Linked DNA regions of Homo sapiens: region 2 is linked to region 1. Evidence: read pairs that join two places in POLR2A ChIA-PET (ENCODE). Cell type or tissue: GM12878. All regions are shown on one strand.

The links. Peaks named below come from ENCODE experiments on the same cell type or tissue, not always from the same donor. Only the 100,000 strongest peaks of a DNase experiment are listed, where the experiment ranks them.
Region 2: POLR2A ChIA-PET joins it to region 1 with 7 read pairs; 1 of 35 experiments calls an interaction of 5 or more read pairs at or near these places.

Annotation. Positions count from the first base shown.
Region 1 is chr22:33,240,492-33,248,491 of GRCh38, forward strand. It overlaps a transcript of LARGE1 not described here. Among named protein-coding and RNA genes, the nearest start is that of LARGE1-AS2, 80 kb to the left of the region's middle. In GM12878, no CTCF peak of the experiment used is centred here; DNase peaks (open chromatin) are centred at 1,879, 3,360 and 7,500; H3K4me3 peaks cover 255 bases; H3K27ac peaks cover 3,251 bases.
Region 2 is chr22:33,080,073-33,088,072 of GRCh38, forward strand. It overlaps a transcript of LARGE1 not described here. Among named protein-coding and RNA genes, the nearest start is that of LINC01640, 24 kb to the right of the region's middle. In GM12878, no CTCF peak of the experiment used is centred here; a DNase peak (open chromatin) is centred at 3,369.

The DNA of each region.
Region 1 (8,000 bases):
ACATGTGGGTGCATCTCCAGACTACCACATTCCGTTTATCTATTTGTCTCTCCTTGTGTCAATAACACTCTGTCTTGATAATGGTAAGTTTTGAGATCAGGTTGTGTAAGTCCTCCTAATTTTTCCTGGGTTTTCAATATTGCTTTGCTTTTTAAAAATTTTGTATTTTCATTTACATTTTAAAATAAACTTGTTAGTGGGATTTTGATTGGCATTGCACTGAACTCGTGGATCAATTTGGGGAGATTGGACATTCTTATATATGGATCCCGTGGTCATCAACTTTAAGAACTCTTTCTCATCCATTAGTAACTCAATCTAGGTTCAGATGCTACTCGTTTTCTGCTCAGTCTGTGTCTGAGCCCCTTATGCTCTTCATTTTGTCATCCAATTAACCTCAGCTTTGCATCAATACTATTTCTTGCTTTGGTGCCTGTTACCTCTCCTCTAATCACCAATCCACAACTTACCTCCAAATTCAGGGCTTGTCTCATTCTTCCCAGGAGGAGTGCTGCTCAGTCTATCTACTTAGTATTATAATTTCTCTGGCTTGGTATCAAGGCACTCCCATTTCCGGCTTCCATGAGATGTCTCAGAGGGCATGCTGCCCGGTGTAGCTGCATGGTCAAGCTTCTTCATATCTCTTGCCTCATCACTTAAACTCACTATTTTGTACTCCTGCTTCAGCTATAGGGAGCTACTGTTAGTTTCTTGAAGACATATGCTCTCTCTCTCTCTCACATCTGGACCTGAGCACATCCTGTTACTGCTGCTTGAAACAATGTGATCCCCAGGCACACACCATTAGCTTAGAAGCCTCCCCTGATTCTTCAAGGCTGGTTGAGTCCCTTCTCTGTGCTCTCATGACAACAGTTGGCAATTCCTCGTTGCAGCACCTAGCCCATGATGCTCTTTGGAGGCAGAGACTGAGTCTTTCTCACTATTGAATTTCCAGCATTCATCACAGAGCCTGGCATATATAAAGCCCTCCATCATATGTATTAAGTGAATGGATAAATGAAAAAAAGTTATATATATGTACATATATGTGTATATATGTATATGTATATATGTGTATATATGTGTGTATATGTGTGTGTATATATGTACATATATATGTATCTATGTACATATATGTATATATGTATATATATGTGTGTGTATATGTGTGTGTGTATGTATATATATTACAATGAAATACTATTCAGCCTTAAAAAGGCAGGGAATCCTGTCATTTAACACAATATGGATAAACCTAGAGGACTCTAAAGGCAAATACCACATGTTCTCACTCACAAAATCTAAACAAGTTGAACTCCTACAAGTAGAGAGTAGGATGATGGTTACCAAGGGCTGGGGGACGGGAGAGGATGGGGAAAGCATAGCTGTCCATCAAAGGGTAGAAAGTTTCATTTAGACAAGAGGAATCAGCTTTAGTGATCTATTTCACAGAATGGTGACTATAATTAATAATGCATTACATAATTCAAAATTGCTAAAAGTAGATCTTAAATGTTTTCACCATAGAAAAATAAGTATGTGAGGTAGTGAATATGTTGACTAGCCTGATTTAATCATTTCACATTGTAAACATATATCAAAACATCACATTGTGCCCAATAAATATATTTAAAATATTATTTTTTCAATTAAAAATAAAATTTTAAAGATAAAGAATGAATAGTAAGTAGACTGTCAGTATGTTCATAGAATACTCTTAGCAGGTGGGAACCCTGAATCACTAATGACCTCAGGGCAGTTATGTACCTCTGGTGGAGAGAGGTGATTCATTCTGCTCCCAGAACTTGTTAAAAATATCCCTTAACCAAATTCAATTTATATGCACCTATCAATCTTCTAGTCTTAATGCACTTCCCCAAGTAGATTTCTTAAACTAGAACAGAAATGTGTTGGCTGAGTGACACATTCTCAGTCTATTGCTAGATAGACTGAGAATTGCACACTGTTAGGTGATTATGTTGGCTCTGTACTTTTTAAAGCTATTTTATACAATTTTGGTTCATATGGACACGATCTCAGCACTCCTGCTGGGAACTAACAGAACTAAGCTTTTCTTTCCGTTTTTTTCATATATATGTTATCCAAGGAGGACAATTTTTATTTATGTTTTTCTCACAGGGTCTTGAGGGTGCTCAATTAACATAGTTGAGTTGAGCAGTTAGTGAAAGTGAGAACTAAACTCTAGGGACATGTATGAGTTTGCTAGGGCTGCTGTAACAAAGTACCACAACTGGTGGCATATCAACAGAAAAGTATTGTCTCACAGTTCTGGAGCCTCGAAGTCTGAGATGTCACATAGGTTTGGTTCCATTTGAAGACTGTGAAGAACAGCCTGCCCCATGTTTCTACACCAGCTTCTGGTGGTTTGCTGGCAATCTTTGACATTTTTGCCTAGTACAAGCATCACCTCCATCTCTGCCTTCCTCTCCACATGGCATTTTCCCTGTGTGTGTCTCTATTTGTCTGAATTTCCCCTTTCTATAAGGACATCAGTCACATTGGATTGAGTGCTCACCTTTCTCCAGGATGACCTCATCTAAACTCATCTAATTCCATCTACAATGACTCCATTTACAAATAGTCACATTCTGAGGTAGCAAGGGTTAGGACTTCAGCATATGAATTTGCATGGGGGGCAGTAGAGCTAATTCAACCCATAACAAGACAGAATTAACAATAACCATTGAAAACTTTAAATAAAGCTTTATATCAAAACATACTTTTAAGTAAAACTTTATTTAGATATAATTTATGTATATTTTAAGTGTACAGTTTGATGCGTTTTGACACATGTACACATCTATTTAACTTCTACCACTATCAAGATATAAAACATTTTTTATCACCTCAGAAAGTTCCTTTGCTTCTCTTTTTAATCAATATTCCCCAACCCAATCACCATTCTGACAACCACTTATTTGATTTCTGTCACCAATGATTAGTTTTGTCTATTCTAGAACATCAAATATTCCTTGGAATTATATACTTTGTAGTCTTTAATGTCAGGCAATTTTTCTGTAAATGTAATGCCTGTGAGAGTCATCCATTTTATGTGTATCAGTAATTTTTTCCTTTTATTGCTGAGTAGAATTTCACTTCATAAATATACCAACATTTCTCTATCCGTTCATTTGTTGTTGGACAGTTGGGTTGTTTCCAGTTTCAGGCTTTCCTGAACAGGCCTTCTATGAGCATTCATGTGCTAATATTTTTTTGTGGGCATATGTTCTTATTTCTTTTGGATAAATATTTAGACATGAAAGTGTTGAGTCATGCATAAAGAGTTTTCAGGTCACCTTTTTTTATTCTGAAAGTAGTAAAATCAGCCAAGCATTCATTGGCGTTAGGGACTTACCCATGGAGCCCATTCTCAATAAAAGTCCTGAAACCCACTCCAGGCAAAAGTGTAGGTATCATCATTCCAATAGTAAATAATGTGGTCATTTCACTTTGTGTGGTGGTTTACAGTTTTTTGTTTTGTTTTGTTTTGTTTTGAGGCGGAGTCTTGCTCTGTCGCCCAGGCTGGAGTGCAGTGGCGCGATCTCGGCTCACTGTAAGCTCCGCCTCCTGGGTTCATGCCATTCTCCTGCCTCAGCCTCCCAAATAGCTGGGATTACAGGCACCCGCCACCAAGCCCAGCTAATTTTTTTTTTTTTGTATTTTTAGTAGAGACGGGGCTTCACCATGTTAACCAGGATGGTCTCGATCTCCTGACCTCGTGATCCGCCCACTTCGGCCTCCCAAAGTGCTGGGATTACAGACATGAGCCACCGCGCCCGGCCTATAGTTTTTAAAGTCTTTTCATATTCACTGTCTAGTTCAATTATTGTCACAAATTCTAATAAGCTAAGCAAAGATGACCATCCCCATTGTGCAGATGAGGAAACTGAGTCTCAAAAAGGCTAAGCAACTTTTTAGAAGAGAGCTGAAACATGAATCCAAGCCTCTGACTTTTTATGCTCCCTGAACTCCATTCTTTAGCCCCATTTTATCCAAAATTCAGCTTGTTTGGATCAAAGTGGAAGGGAGTCCCTGGAAGAAGCACTTTGCAGGACAACCTAAGCCCCTTTGAACATGAGCACCAGATATGCTTTTAGGGTCTTCAAAGAAAAGATATACATTAGTCTCTGTAGGCAGTTAGAAATCAACTATGCCATCTGTCATCATCTTGACCTGCTACAGCTAAGGATCTTCAACTGATGGCGTAAATCATCGTGTCTAAAATCTGATCCATTCATGAAATAATTACAAGAAAGGATGTTGAAGTGGCGGAGCTCTTAGTGATCACCAGGATGCTTCTAATCATGGAGTGTACGTAAGGAGGGGGAGGGGAAGTGGATAACAACTCCAACAACTTGAACAGTGGCAAAAACAACAGCCCCTGCCCTCAAAATGCCCCACCAAGTCTTCATACAAGTGGACTTTAAAAAGTTTGTGGAAAAATAAAATTAAAAGATAAAAATAAAAAATATAAATTTTATTTCTCAACATAAGCTCCATCAAGTTCAAGACACTTGTGTAAGCAATGAAACCAGCCATTTAGTCCATCCCTGGAGAACTGAGGGTCCTGGGAATTTAACTTGTCAATGCCATCTTTTCTCATTATTAACTAAACTGAATGCCCTTTAAAGATTTTTTAAGATTAGGAAACAAAAAGAAGTCAGAAGGAGCCAAATCAGGACAGCAAGGTGGTTGTCTAATGATTTCTCATTGAAACCCTTGCAAAATTGCCCTTGTTTAATGAGAGGAATGGGCAAGAGCACTGTTGTGTTGGAGAATGACTCTCTCGTGGAGCTTTCCTGGGTGTTTTTCTGCTAGAGTTTTGGCTTTTTCAAAACACTCCCATAATAAGCAGATATGATCACACTGTCGTCCTCCAAAATTCAACAAGCAAAGTGCCTTGAGCATCCCAAAAAACTGTTGCCAAGATATTTGCTCTTGAATGATCTGCTTTTGCTTTGACTGGACCATTTCTACCTCTTGGTAGCCATTAGTTTGATTGTGCTTTGTCTTCAGGATTGTACTGGTGAAGCCATGTTTCATCTCCTTACAGTTTAAAAAAATGCCTCAGGATCTTGATGCTATTTCAAACGTCTTTTGAAAGCTCTGCTCTTGGCCGGGCATGGTGGCCCATGCCTGTAATCCCAGCACTTTGGGAGGCTGAGGTGCACAGATCACCTGAGGTCTGGAGTTCGAGACCAGTCTGGCCAATGTGGCAAAACCCTGTCTCCATCAAAAATACAAAAATTAGCCAGGCGTGGTGGTGCATGCCTGTAGTCCCAGCTATTTGGGAGGCTGAGGCAGGAGAATCACTTGAACCTGGGAGGCGGAGGTTGCAGTGAGCTGAGATTGCGCCACTGCACTCCAGCCTGGGCAACAGAACGAGACTCCATCTCAAAAACAAAAACAAACAAACAAACAGAATTCATCCAAAAAAATGAGAAGTGTCAATAAAAAGATAATATGAAATATCTTAAAATGTATTTTATTAAACTTGCAATTCATGGCTTCTGCTGCTCAAGGAACTGTCAAGCTTGAAACCTTGCAAATACTGCTGTAGCCATAGAAATGCACCATTTTAAAATAAAATAGCAACCTCTTTGGACATCCAGTAAAGTTCTTTCCTCAAGTCCTTCCACCAAATAATGCTTTTTAGGGTGATATGAGAATTTTATGTTCAAGTGTAGAAGAGTCCAACACTGCAGAGACATCATTCAAAACATGTACAAATCACACTATTGCTGAAAACCCCACCATACTAGTCAAAGCTTTTATGGAAATTTTGCCAAATTCCTTAATCAAGTAACACTTTGGGATATTATGTACTGTCAGTGATTTTACAAAGTAAAGTGGCCAGGCGCGGTGGCTCACCCCTTTAATCCTAGCACTTTGGGAGGCTGAGCGGGATGGATCACCTGAGGCCAGGAGTTCGAGACCAGTCTGGCCAACGTGGCAAAACCCTGTCTCCACCAAAAATACAAAAATTAGCCAGGCGTGGTGGTGCGCACCTGTAATCCCAGCTTCTCAGGAGATTGGGGCCAGAGAATAGATTGAACCCAAGAGGTGGAGGTTGCAGTGAGCCGAGATCGCACCACTGCACTCCAGCTTGGGTGCCAGAGCGAGACTCCATCTAAAAAATAAATAAATAACAACTTTTAAAAACTGAAGAGAAATTATTAAGCATGAATTTCCAGCACATATTGTGCTTTACATTTGGATTAAACCACTGATAGGCGGAGTATGAATCAATTTCTCAAATACGTGTAATGTATATATGACATAGAGTGTGGTCAACAACTTTTTATCACTGAAAGCCTGTGGCACAAGAAAAGCCTTTTAAAAAATTAAAGTGATTTTGTGAGCCATGAGAAGAACAGCACAAAATGTGCTGGGATCTATGCCAACAGTACACATAAATTTTTTCTAGCATTTTATTCACAGAGAATAATCAGTAGCCAACAATATGTCTCACAATCTTGATCTAAGGTTGAAAGACACTGTGAAAATTTTTACTATGAGAGAACTGCAGCCAGTATGTGTGTGTGTGTGTGTGTGTGTGTGTGTGTGTGTGTGTTGTATCTTTTCAGTGTGGTATGTTAAGAAAAGGTCAGTGAATATAAAACTCTACTTTTAAAGTTGCACAGAGTGATTCATTAAAAAAAAACAAAACCAAAATGTTCTTTTTTAAAAAAAGTGAGGCATAAAAAGGAAATATTTCTTTGTGATTTAATTACTTCAATTACTTAGAATGGATTGATATGTTTCAAAATTGTAGTCAGTATCTAGAATAAACTGAATCTATCATTTCAGAGCTAAAGGAGTATAATTTATAATATTCAGGACACAATATTAGAATGTCTTAAGAAGACCAAGCCGTGAATAAATTTGTCAATCATTACAGCTGATAATTTTCTTCCTTTGTCAGTGAAAGAAACTAATGATATATTATTGATGATGTTTGAAAAATCACATCCAAATGCTGCCACAGATCACGTAAAAATATTTTCCAGAGACACATTCAACCAAAGAATTGATTGATATTCATCTTTCAAGTTGAAAGATTAGCTGAAAGCTAAAACGTTGCATGTTCTGTGTTTATGTCTAATGAAATATGGACAATAATCTTCAGTGATAAATCTATTCTTTTTGCGTCAATGTTTCATTTGAATATCAATAATTATCTAAATGTTCTTATAAGTATGAATGGGAATCTTCCAATATTGATGGGATAAAGAACAAGGCAGTGTACTGATTGTGGAGCCCGGACATATATCTCAAGCTATTCATTATCAAGCTAGACATAGATAACCTGACTGGTGCCTTGCCTGAAACAGATGCCCGTGAGCTGGTCTGGAAATGCTGAGGAACTGAGAAACACTATTCTAGAAATTCTGACTAGGTTTCTCTTTCTTCTGAAAGCCTCCAACCCTGGACCAGGGAATTTACCCTGAATCACAGATAAATTTGACTCTTGACAAATTTAACAATAGTACTCACTCTTGCCATTTCCTTTTGCCAAGATTGGAACCTCATAACTGAGGTTTGACTCATGACTCAATCTGATTTCTTCTTTTTTCAAGTCTTTATTTTTTAAGAGCAGTTTTAGGTTCACAGCAAAATTCAGAGAGAAAGATACAGAGAGTTTCCATACGCCACCTTCCCCAACACTTGTAGACATTTTTTTTATTTTTTTGAGATGGAGTCTTGCTCTGTCACCCAGGCTGAAGTGCAGTGGTGTGTTCTCGGCTCACTGCAACCTCTGCCTCCCAGGTTCAAGCAATTTTCCTGCCTCAGCCTCCTGAGTAGCTAGGACCACAGGTGCGTGCCACCACACCTAGCTAATTTTTTTGTGTATTTTTAGTAGAGAGGGGGTTTCACCATCTTGGCCAGGCTGGTCTTGAACTCCTGACTTCCTGACCATGATCCACCCACCTCAGCCTCCCAAAGTGCTGGGATTATAGGCGTGAGCCAACACGTGA
Region 2 (8,000 bases), 160 kb before region 1:
TCCTTTGTAGATTTAAGAATTAAAAAGTGCAGTAAAATTTGTTTTATAATTATAGCCCCAGGAAACATGAGTTTTAGTCTTAGCTTCGACATTCACTGAGTAATAATTATTGCAAGCACTTATGTAGTGTCTACTATGTGCCAGATGTTTTTGAATCATGTTACTTGCATCACCTCATTTAATTCTTACAAGAGCTCAGTAAGTTGGTATATATGTGTATTTGTCAAGCTTAGCTAGGTTATGCTGTGATAACAAACAACCACCAGATCTCAGTAGTTTGTTTCTCACTCGTGCTCTTTGTTCGTTGTAGGTTCATGGGAATTCCGTTCCACTCTGTCTTCACCCCAGGATGCAGGCTAAGAAAATGACCTTCATACAGAATGTTTCAGATTTTATGTCAGAGAACAGGAAAGGGCAAATCTCACATTAGCTCTTAAAAGTTTCCACAAGGGGATGACACAGACACTTCAGCTCACATTTGATATCCAGACCTAACTTCACGTGGGCATGGAACACATGGCTTATGTGCCTAGAAGTGGAAGAATCAGAATACTGGTGAACAGCTCTAATGACTAATATCATATATAATTATTAGCAGCATTTTGCAGATGAGGACACTGAAGAACAGAGAGATTAAGTAACTTGCCCAAAGTTACATAATTTATAAGTGGTAAAGCTGGGATTTGAATTCAGGCAGTTAGCTCCAGAGAATACTCTTAACTGCTGTCCATAAGCCTTTTCTGAGGCACTGAACCTCGGTTCAGTTTACCCATCTGTAAAATGGGAAAAGAAACTTTTCTTCTATGCCTTACAGGGATGCACTCAAAAGTCATCCATCCATCCATCTATCCATCTGCTCATCCGTTCATCCATCTGTCTTCCATCCATCCATCCATCCATCCATCCATCCATCCATCCATCCACTCTTGTAGTAATTGGCACACAGTTCTGGACTGAACTGTTTTGCCTCAGAATTCATATGTTGGATCCCTATTCCCCAGTGTGAGGTATGTGGACATAGGGCCTTTTGAAGGTAATCACTCTCTCTTTGCCATGTGACAGCATAATGAGAAAGTGGCCATCTACTAGTCAGGAAGAGAACGTTAACCAGGAACTGAATTAGCTGGCACCTTGATCTTGGACTTCCCAGCCTCCAGAACTGTGAGAAATAAATGTCTATTGTTTAAATCACCCAGTCTATGCAGCAATCTATAGCTGCCTGAACAGATTAATACTGATACAATAGAAAGTAACTGGAGAAGATTCTTTGGATTAGGATGTCAGGGAAGGACCATCTCCAGAAGTAACCTGTGAGCTAAGTTTTGCATGTGAAGACGTAGGGAGGAGAAAGAATGATAAGTAAAAGACTGAGGCAGGAATGAGCATGGCATCTTTGAGGAATAAAGGGAGTCAGAGTAGCTGGAATACAGTGATGAGGAAGAAAACAGTAGGCAATACGGGTGCAGGGGGAAGCAGAGGCCAAGTCATAAAAGAAAGATAAAATATACCAGGGATTTTTTCAAACTTTTTGAGAGATTAACCCTTTTTGAGAATCTGCTGAAAACTATGGACATGCTCATCAGAAAAGACCACATTCATATGACATTTTGCATAAAATACCAGAGGTTTTGTAGCCTTCTACCCTCATGTCTATCCAGAACCTAGACTGGGAACATCTGACAAATATAAAGACACTTTGAATAGCACATAGGGAAAGGGAGGGGAGAAAGAGATTTTCATTGTCTGCAAGCTTTCTCTGTGCTGGGAATTCTGCCAGTTATGATAGATTAATTATTTAACATTTTCCATGATCCCATTTTATAAATGATAAGATTCAGGGAGATTCAGGGAGGCTAAGCAATATGCTTTAGGCTAAATGGGTAATAGACAAAGAATTTAAATCGAGGTCAGCTTCACTCCATAGATAATATTGTTGTTATTGTCGTTGTTATTATTATTATTATTAGGTGTAGGGTCTAGTTTTACCCTGCCAAGGGTATTTTAATTATTTGGTGGAGGCTCTACATTTTCAACCAGCCAAGAGTATCCATTTCCTTTTCACTGGCTCTAGTTGAATAGCAGAGCAGCTCAGATTCTAAGTTTCCATTTCTCTACTGCCGCACTGATTATAATGTCGGCCTTTATTACTCCCAGCAGAGCAGTGAAATACAATCCCTACACCACTACCAATTAAGGCAGCTTCAATTCTATCTACATGTTCTTCCTCTGTGCAGATGCCAGCAGATCTGTTCCAAGACCCTTCCGGTTGTTTAGTATTCTGCTCAGAGGAGTCATTTGCTGATCATCTTCTTTCTTAATTAGGGATCTAATGTATTGCAGCTGACCCTTGAACAAGAGAAAGATGGAGACCTGGCTGGAAAGGAGGTGTGACCATTCATTTCAAGGTAATCAGCTTTGAAGCTGCTTGACATCTGCTATTGATTTTCTTGTGCCTGGAAAACCTCCTGAGAAAGGTTTCTGATCTCAGAAGTCTGAGCAATCTACGCATTTACTTATTCACTCACTGTGCAAGGCCAGGAAATGGCCTGCAATGAAATGAGCAGAGAAATACCTTCTCTGAAAAACCAAATGCATGGGAATGATTTCAAAGCTCCTTCCGGACCACAATGAAGGAGAGATAGTTAGCAACAGACAAGTTCCCTCCCCTCCATAAAGCCTTATACAGAAACTAATACTTAATAAACTACCTTGGGAGGCTGAGGTGGGTGGATCATGAGGTCAGGAGATCGAGACCATCCTGGCTAACACGGTGAAACCCCATCTCTACTAAAAATACAAAAAATTAGCCGGGCGTGGTGGCGGGCACCTGTAGTCCCAGCTACTTGGGAGGCTGAGGCAGGAGAATGGTGTGAACCCGGGAGGCGGAGCTTGCAGTGAGCTGAGATCATGCCACTGCACTCCAGCCTGGGTGACACAGTGAAGACTCCGTCTCAAAATAAAAATAAAAATAAAAATAATAAACTACCATTTACAGTAGACACTCTAAATATATCATTTCTAATATCAAAACACTGTTGGTTTTATTGCCTTTTCTTATGAATGGGGAAATTAAGGCTTAGAGATGTGAATTACTTTGCCCAGTGTCACACAGCAAGTAAATACCTGAGGTGGGGAGGAAAACCCATGTCAATGTGAGTCTCAAGTCTCTGTTCTTTCACTATGCTAGGCTGCCATAATTTTCTAGGTATGCATTTGCCTTCCTTGACTTTTCACTTGTTGTAATTTTGGGCCAGTTAAGTCAGCATCATTCAGAGATAGGGACTCCCTGCTGATGGAATTTGTCTTCCTTAGGTGTCATATCCAAGTAATTACAGAGTGCAGTAGAGCTAGATTACAATACTACACATTGTCAGTAGGTGTCACTATCTTATCTAATGTGATTATTTGTTCAAAAGTACTCACTGAGCACTTGCTATATGAAAGTCTCTAAGGATATAGTCATGAACTGACAGAGTCTCTGTTTCACTCAGCTTACATTTCAGTAGGGGAAAGTCTGAACCATGAAAAAATATATAATATATCAGATAGTGATCAGTGGAATAAATAAATGCTGAGATTTAAGGCTAAATTAATCAGCTTTGTGAGTTCGAAGTGTGTTGAATGAGGGAGGACTGTCTCTAGTGACACGAAACCAGCTGCCACACAATGTAAGAGGTCATCTCTTGAGAAAGGTCCCTGCCACTGACTCAGTTCAATCAAGCAATGAAAATGATCAGTACTCCCACTTCCACAGTGAAACAGATTGGGAAAGGAAAACCTCCCAGCAAGAGTTTACAGGGTTTACTGCCTGAGTGCTCTACTTAAAACCCTTAGCTGTCACCTATAGAATAAGTCCCAATCTTAGCACAATCTACCAGGCCCCTCATGATCTAATTTGCCTCTTCAGCCTGATCTCCAGCCATATCTTCCTTACACTTTACACCCCAGTAAACCAGAACTGCTTTTTGTCTCCCACATGAGTTTGCTACTTCACTCCTATAGCCCATTGTTGAAAATGACCATTCCATTGGAAAGTCATGTTTATTTTTTCTTATTTATTTAATCTCTACTCCTCTTTTAAGATCAAATTCAGTTATCGCCTCCTCAAAGAAGTCCTCCTTGGTTTCCCCAAGCTGAGTTAGGTACACTCTCTGATACTTCTTCAGCATCTTTGAATTCCATCCCTTGACTTCCATAATGTTTTATGATTGGCTGTTTCTGTGTTTAGTTTTCTGCTTGAAGGAAGGAACTAGGTCTTATTGATGTCTATACCCTCATTGCTGTCTGATAGAAATATAATGCAAGGTCAGGCACAGTGGCTCATGCCTTTAATCTCAACACTTTGGGAGACCAAGGTGGGAGGATGGCTTGAGCCCAGGAGTTTGAGACCAGCCTGGACAACATAGTGAGACCTTGTCTCTCGAAAAAAAAAAAAAGCCTGGTGTGGTGGCTCACACCTGTAGTCCCAGCTACTTGGGAGCTGAGGTGGGAGGATTGCTTGAACCCCAAGAGGTTGAGGCTGCAGTGAGCCATGATAGCAACACTGCACTTCAGTCTGGGCAACAGAGTGAGACCTGGTCTCAAAAAAAACAAAACAAACAAACAGAAATATAATGTAAGCCACATATGTAATTTTAAATTTTCTAGCAACCACATTAAAAAGTAAAAAGAAACAGATGAAATTAATGTTCATAATGTAGTTTATTTAACCCAATATATACAAATACTACCATTTCAACATCTAATCAACATGGAAAATTATCAACTAGATAGTTCACATTCTTTTTATTATAACAACATCCTCAAAATCTAGTGAGTATTTTACACTGACAGCACATCTTAATTTATAAGCTAATTTTCATCAAAAATATTTTATCTATATTTAGATTTTATAAAGCATATTCTCAAAAACAGTAGAATTGGCCAGGCACAGTGGCTCACACCTGTAATCCCAGCACTTTGGGAGGCCAAGGAGGGTGGATCACCTGAGGTCAGGAGTTCGAGACCTGCCTTGCCAACATGGCAAAACCCCGTCTCTACTAAAAATACAAAAATTAACTGGGTGTGGTGGCGGGCACCTGTAGTCCCAGCTGCTCGGGAGGCTGAGGCAGGAGAATCACTTGAACCCGGGAAGCGAAGATTGCAGTGAGCCGAGATCGCGCCACTGCACTCTAGCTTGGGTGACAGAGCGAGACTCCGTCTCAAAGAAAAATAAAAAAATAAACAGTAGAATCACATGCTCAAGCTGTTTGAAACAAACTTAAAAGTTTTCTAAAAACAGAATGGAATATCAAAGCATCATTTTCATTTAATTTTTAAATCTATATTGACAAAACTGGCTCATCATTTTAGAACAATCAATTTGACTTTGAATATGCTTTGAAGCCAAAGCATATTCATTTCAAAATCATGTCTGTCCACAGTAAATTCACTAACTCTTATGTCAACTCAGTATCAACATTGGGTTCAAAAGGGTATTGCAAAAATTGGAAAGCAGCTCTAAATTTACTAATATCAATACAATGTTCTTCAAATTTGTCTTGTCATTTTTGCAGCCAATGTACATAATACTGTCAATTACAATCTTCTGCATATTAATTCACATTAGAAAAATGTGTAATATAATTATTGTTGATTTGTATAATGAAAATTATAATTTCAGCAAATTCTCATACTGGTCTTGCTGAGTCACAAATAAACCTTTTCGTTCCATGAAACTTCAAATTTAGCTTGTTTATATGAGTGTGATATTGTCTAGGAATGTAAATCACAATGTCATTTTTTGTCTTTGATTTGGTGAATTTTGCTTCAAGCAAATGGAGTTAATAATACAGTAAATTTTTGTATAACTGTTCCACCACACAACTGATGAACACTAGCAAATATCACAAGATTGTTAAGTTAATTGTCTTCTATTTTGTTCAATAGATCCATAACTGGCAGTAATTCACAACTTTTATATGTATATACTGAAGAATTTTAACACCTGTGCACATGAGGCCTTTCACAGAATATGCTTCGGAAAAATATGCTTCAGAGTACAAATATTTTCATAGTACTTAGTGAAATGAAGCAATAAAGATAGTATCAGTCTGTTGTTTTAAATTCCAATAAATTTGGATTTTTAAAAAAAATCTAAAATAGTTTGAACACCATCCACCATGATAGAAAAATTTTATTTCCCACATCTAAGTAAAATTATTCTTTGGCAGATATAAAAGAGTTTAAAATAACTTTGCTACGAGTTCCATATTTTAGGTCATGGGTTGATAACAGATTTTTGTCTTCTAAATTTGCAAGCATTTTGAGACAACCTGCCCCCAGGTTGGGTAGTGTCTCTATTATTCTCAACTCATTTAAAGCTAAAATGAAGTCCTTTCAATTTATTCATATTTGAATAAATTTACCTTTGATATTGTTAGAAAAGTCTTCAATTATATGGACAATTGTTTGGTGGCATAATTGAAGTTCTTCTACTTTTTTTTTTTTTTTTTTTTTTGAGACAGAGTCTCTCTCTGTCACCAGGCTAGAGTGCAGCGGCGTGATCTTGGCTCATTGCAACCTCTGCCTCCCGGGTTCAAGCTATTCTCCTGCCGCAGCCTTCCCAGTAGCTGGGATTACAGGCGCATGCCACCACACCCAGCTAATTTTTGCATTTTTAGTAGAGACAGGGTTTCACCATATTGGCCAGGATGGTCTCGATCTCCTGACCTTGTGATCAGCCTGCCTTGGCCTCCCAAAGTGCTGGGATTACAGGCGTGAGCCACCAAACCCAGCCCCACTTTTTGTAAAATATCATTTTTAGTCTTTTCCTTACTACAAGCTTGGATTCTGTTAAAAATCATTTAAATTTTTTGACATTAATTCTGATGCCAGGTGGCTAGTTCAGTTAATCATTTTTTAATTTTTCAGGAGGAACTTATCAAATTCACCAAGTATTTGCTATAAATGTCTCGATACTGTCTATTACATTTTTCTTTCTGTTTTGTTTCTTTCTTTTTTTCTTTTCAAAACAGAGGGTCTCTTAGATTTGTTCTGCTGAAGTAAATTGCAATTGTCATTCATTGTAAAGTTTACAATATGCTTTCTTCCACTCTCTTATTTTTTTTCCATTCTAATCATAGTATTAATTTCTGCATCTCCATTATTTTAAGTAGAAAAAATTTGTCCATATTTATTTTTATACTAAAAAATAATTTAATTGTATTATAATTAAAATAATAACAAGTTCTTCAATTTAATTACCAATTAAGATTCACATAGTTACCACAGTAATTGGAGTTGTTAATATAAAACATTCAAAGATACATGTTACAATATTGCATTGCTGTGTAGGAAAAAAACATTTAAACTGAATCAATCCATCCACACTGACTGGATCAGTGATGTACTTATGCATAATAGTGGAAGCAACATGTGTACCCAAAAAGTGCATTAGTATACAGCACTGCTATATGAGGCCATGCAAAGGCTAAAGTGAGGTAGAGTTCAATCAAAACAATAATGTTGAATTTAATAGAAAAGTATTTTATATTGTTTCCATTTTAAAATTTAAATCTAAATTAATAATACAAATTTTAGGCCGGGCGTGGTGGCTCAGATCTGTAATCCCAGCACTTTGGGAGGCCAAGGCAGGTGGATCACCTGCGGCCAGGAGTTTGAGATCAGCCTGGTCAGCAGGGCGAAACCCCATCTCTACTAAAAATACAAAAATTAGCTGGGCTTGGTGGCACATGCCTGTAATCCCAGCTACTCGGGAGGCTGAGGCAGGAGAATCCCTTGAATCGGGAGGTGGAAGTTGCAGTGAGCCCAGATCGTGCCACTGTGCTCCAGCCTGGGCAACAGAGTGAAACTCTATCTCAATAAACTAAAATAAACTAAAATAAAAATTTAATTTCTCAGTAACATAATCATAGATCAACTGTGTTTAATAGCCACACGTAGCCAGAGTAGCTACTGTATTGGACAGCACAGGCCTAACACACACACACACACAAACA